Linked DNA regions of Homo sapiens: region 2 is linked to region 1. A link is an interaction called in ENCODE POLR2A ChIA-PET data of the cell type or tissue named here. Cell type or tissue: IMR-90. All regions are shown on one strand.

Evidence for each region. ChIA-PET counts read pairs that join two places held together with the same protein. Peaks named below come from ENCODE experiments on the same cell type or tissue, not always from the same donor. Only the 100,000 strongest peaks of a DNase experiment are listed, where the experiment ranks them.
Region 2: POLR2A ChIA-PET joins it to region 1 with 19 read pairs; 1 of 35 experiments calls an interaction of 5 or more read pairs at or near these places.

What each region holds. Positions count from the first base shown.
Region 1 is chr1:109,916,838-109,919,337 of GRCh38, forward strand. CSF1 (colony stimulating factor 1) reads left to right here. Exons shown (of 9, transcript NM_000757.6): 4 at 456-626. Among named protein-coding and RNA genes, the nearest start is that of CSF1, 7.2 kb to the left of the region's middle. In IMR-90, no CTCF peak of the experiment used is centred here; a DNase peak (open chromatin) is centred at 1,074; H3K27ac peaks cover 1,251 bases.
Region 2 is chr1:108,799,830-108,802,329 of GRCh38, forward strand. STXBP3 (syntaxin binding protein 3) reads left to right here. Exons shown (of 19, transcript NM_007269.4): 17 at 391-476. Among named protein-coding and RNA genes, the nearest start is that of STXBP3, 54 kb to the left of the region's middle. In IMR-90, no CTCF peak of the experiment used is centred here; a DNase peak (open chromatin) is centred at 1,442; H3K27ac peaks cover 456 bases.

The sequences.
Region 1 (2,500 bases):
TCTCTTTAGGGAGACAAAACACAGAGGTTATTCTTTGGACCATGAGATAGTCTTCAGCACCCCTATGTCCTGGAGGATTTGAAGGGGCCATATGGTAAAAGATATTTGTGAAAGCAAGACAAGAGGAAGACAGAAAGAAAGGCAGGGGAAGGTTCCCTGGAGCCCACCTTCCCTATATACATCCATCGTGATTAAAGCCTCATATTCCAGAAACCCAGAGAACTCTCTAATCAGAATCCACATTTCCTTCACTCTAGCCCAGTCTCCAGTGGCGCTAGATCCCAAAGAGAGAGAAAGACAGGCAAGCTGAGGGCGGCATTCTCCTAGTTGCTGGCATGGTGTGGTCCCTCCCCTGGGGGAAGGGGGAGAGCAAGCTGCAACCCTCCATCTGCCTGGGGTTGGGGGTTCCCAGGCCACAATGGCCAGGCCATAAGCTCCAGGTTCCTGTTTTTCAGAAAGATCCAGTGTGCTACCTTAAGAAGGCATTTCTCCTGGTACAAGACATAATGGAGGACACCATGCGCTTCAGAGATAACACCCCCAATGCCATCGCCATTGTGCAGCTGCAGGAACTCTCTTTGAGGCTGAAGAGCTGCTTCACCAAGGATTATGAAGAGCATGACAAGGTAGGAAGCCCTGAGGCCTGGAGCACTGAGTGAGGGCAGAGGGTGGCTGTGGAGGCGCCGCTCTATCCACAGGCACAGAGTACATTCGCTCACCTCGCCTCACGCCATTGCTTGCTCACTCTCATTTATTTGTCATCCCACCAACCTTTACCAGGCAGGAGGCAGGAGGGATCATGCTGGGCCCTGACAATGTCATCATGAGCAACAAATACATGGTCCCACCCCATGCAGCTTATAGTCAAGTGAGCTTGGCAGCTGTTAAACAAACCATGACACCAGTAAATAGAATTACAAACTATAAGGACTGTTCATTCCAACAGCAAGCAGTTATTGTGTGTCTGTTGTGTACCAGACACTGTTCTAGACACCAGGAAACAGCTGTGATGAAAACAGACAAAAATCCCCACATTCCTGGAACTTACATTTGGGGGTGACGGTAGTGGTGGTGAGACAGTTAACAAAATATGTAAGTAAAATATACAACATGTAGCATGGCAATAACAGCACTGGAGAAGAGTAAACCAGGGATGAGACGACCCGAAGGAAGTGGAGGAGTGAGCTGGGAACAAGAACCTGAAGGGCTCAAGGAGAGCAACAGGGAACTCAGACTTCCATGGAGTTGGGGAAGCAGAGACAAGAAAGGCTTCTGAGTAAGCAAATATTGATTTGAGCTCCAAAGATGAGTAAGAATTGAAAGCAGTAAGGCTAGAAGAACATTCTGGAACAGGAAAAGCTATGCACAAAGCCCTAAGGTAAACAAACAGGAAAGTGCACATTCAGGGACCCAAAGGGTTATCAGCATGGCCAGAGCATGGGAAGTGAAGGAGGGGGAGGAGAGAAGTCAGGAGCCAGATCACATGTGGTTTTAGAGATGTGGGATTTTGTCTTAAGGGTGAGGGAAGCTGTTGTGAACAGGCATGTGGCTTAATCTCAGGTTATAAGACTGACCTGGTTGCTATGTGGAGGATAGACCACAGGGGGCAGGAATGGAGGCTGGGAGACCAGCAGAAGGTGTGAGTCCAGGCTAGACACATTGGCGGCTTGGACCAAGGTGGGACAGTGAAGGTGGAGGCAAGTGGACTGGACATGTTCCCGTGGGTTTAGGGGCAGAATCAACAAGACTTGGTACGTGCAGTGGATGTGAGAAGCTGAGGGAAAGAAAAAGCCAAGGATGGTTTTTGTCTTGAGCACCTGGATATTCCAATGATGCTGAAACGGGGATGATCCATGGGCAGAGCAGGTTTGAGGGAAGACAGTTCAGTCTGGGGCACAGCAGACGTGAGGTGCTCATGAAATGGTGAGTGGAGACGTTGAGGAGGCAGCTAGGTGTGCGGGTCTTGAGTGTGACCAGCAATGCACAGATCTATGAGGCATGGGGGTTCGGCTTATCTGTGAAGCCATGGGACTGGACAGCACTGCCACTGTGAGAAGAGAAGCAGGCCCAGGAACCCAGCATTTGGAGGGCAAGCAGAGGATGGGGGACCTGGCAAGGGGCAGCCTGAAGGTGGGAGGAAAAGAGGGAGAGTGCAGAGTCGAGGCACTGCATTCCAAGATGGATAAGGGATGGAGATTCATAAAAAAGCGTTGAGAAATCAAGCAAGGTGAGGGCTAAAATTGTCCATTGGATTTGGCAACGTGTCACACATGCTGGATCAGGGTGAACAGAAAGAGAGGAAGTAGAGACACCACTGTGGAAGAACTTGGATCCGAATGGGGGCAGGAAAAGAGATGTAGCTGGAGGGAGTGTGTAATTGAGGGAGGACTTTTTGTTCTGTTTTTGTTGTCGTTGTTTTGAGACAGGGTCTCATTCTGTCACCCAAGCTGAAGTTCAGCGGCGCAATCACGACTCACTGCAGCCCAACCTCCCAGGCTCA
Region 2 (2,500 bases), 1.1 Mb before region 1:
CCATTGAATTGTCTTGAGTACCCCTAGGCCATAGCAGTAGTAGCTATGAAGGGCAAAGCTTTAGAAGTGTGTCACGACTGGAATAATGATTAGAGACCCCCGGCACCATAGAACTAAAGGCTCTGATAAGGTGCCTGGAATCCTTATAACAGCATGGGGACCCTCCAAATGAAGAAAGGGAGTCATGCAGCAAATATTGGTGTAATAAGTAAATGATTTCACTGATTTTTGAAGGAAATAAGGTTTGTGAGTTTCAAAGAAAAGACTAATCTTATACTAAATATTTATGTCTAAGGTTCCTCAATTGCAAATGCAAGTTTTGACCTTTATGCCAAACAAAGTCCTGCAATTTACAATTTTATTGATGGAATTAACTCTTTCCTTCCTTAGGATGCTATTGATAATAGATTAGATTCAAAAGAATGGCCATATTGTTCCCAGTGTCCAGCAGTATGGAATGGTTCAGGAGCTGTAAGGTAAATTCTACAAGTGAAAATCAATGAAATTTTCATTCTACGGACTAATAATTTAAAATGGTACACAGATACTCATATTTGGCAACTTTCTTTCAAGTATATAATCCTGTATTTTTTCTTTAACTGTAACTTGTTTTAAATGAATCCAGATAAGCAATATGAAAATGTACTTTATTATAAAAAATATTTTCATGAAACAAGAAGTATTTCCTTCCCCACCTCCTCTTCCTTCACATAGCAGAGACCTTAATCCTTTTTGATAATTATTTTTGTGTTGAGGTACTTTAAACATTTAAAAAGATACAGAGAATGTTACAATGCATACCCTTATGCCCAGTGCCCAGCTTATTAACTAAATCATTATAATTCAAGCTTCCTGTATATCACACTATGGTTTTATTATTTTCCCTTATTTTCTGTCCTGAATTTGGTGTTTATTGCCTGTATGTCTTTATACTTTTTCTACATATGTTTGTATCCTAAACAGTGTCTTGAGTTATATCTTGCAGGATTTCCTCTTGATCTTTGGCTTTCAGCCTTTAACTGTGTTGTGTCTAGGTATAGTTCTCTTTGTGTTTATTCTACCTGAGGATTGTTGAGTTTCTTAAATCTGCAAGTTAATAATTTTCATCAAATTTGGGAAGTTTTCAGGCATTATTTTTTTCAAATATTTTTCTGCTCCTTTCTCTCTCCTTCCTTTCTTTCTGAAACTCCTGTTACACATAAGTTGGAGGGTTTGACATTGTCCTGTGAGTTACTGAGGCTCTTTTCTTTCATCTTTTTAAAATTTGTTATTGTACTTTCACATGTAGAATTTCCATTTGATTTTTTTAAATTTCCATTTCTGACTGTTGAGATTCCCTGTTGTTAACTTGTTACCATATTTTTCTTTTTAATTCTTTTGATCATATTTATAATTGCTTGGAAGTCCCTAACATCTGAGTCTACTCAGGGTTAATTCCTACTGAATGTTTTTTTTTCCCCCAAGTATGAGTCACACATTCCTGTTTCTTTGTATATCTACTAATTTTTGGTTGAAAATTGGACCTTTTAGATAATGTATTATAGCAACTCCAAATTGTTTTAGTAATTTGTGTGGACTTTGAACTATGGAATCTTTCTCTCTTGCTCTCTTGTAGCCACTGATGTCCTTGTTGAGTTTTTAAAATTTTTTAATTTTTTATCTTAGCTTCTAGTGGTTGCCCCTATGTCTGTGTAGTTTAGAGGTCAGTCAGTTATCTGTTCAGACACTTCAAGCCTGTATGGCTTCCATCCTCTACTGATCAAGCTGAGTGTGGGTTAGGGGTTGCATTCCAAAATAGGCAGTTCTTAAGTCTCCCTCCTTTTTTTAATTTTTTTTTTTTTTTTAAATAGAGGCAAGGCCTCTCTCTGTTGCCCACACTGGAGTGCAGGAGTGCAGTGGCATGATCGTAGCTTACTATAAACTCAAACGCATGGGCTCAGGTGAGCCTCCCACCTCAGCCTCCCAGGTAGCTAAGGTTCCAGGTATATGCCACCACACCCAGCTAATTTTTAAATGTCTTGTAGAGACAGGGTCTCACTATGTTGCCCAGGCTGGTCTTGAACTCCTGGGCTCAAGCGATCTTCCTGCCTCAGCCTCCCAAAGCACTGGGATTATAGATGTGAGACACTGCAGCCAGCCCTTTTTTCCCTCATTTTTTTTCCTGGACTTTCTCAGGTTTTCCCCACACATGCATAGTTTAGCAGTCAACTAATGATGTGTAGAGAGCTTATCTTTTCTTTCTTTGGCTTCTTTACTTCTGGGATTTCCTTATTAAATTTCTACCTGGCCGGGTGCGGTGGCTCATGCCTGTAATCCCAGCACTTTGGGAGGCCGAGGCGGGCAGATCACTTGAGGTCAGGAGTTCGAGACCAGCCTGATCAACATAGTGAAACCCCATCTCTACTAAAAATACAAAAATTAGCCGGGCATGGTGGCACACTCCTGTAATCCCAGCTATTCAGGAGGCTGAGGCAGGAGAATCGCTTGAACCTGGGAGGTG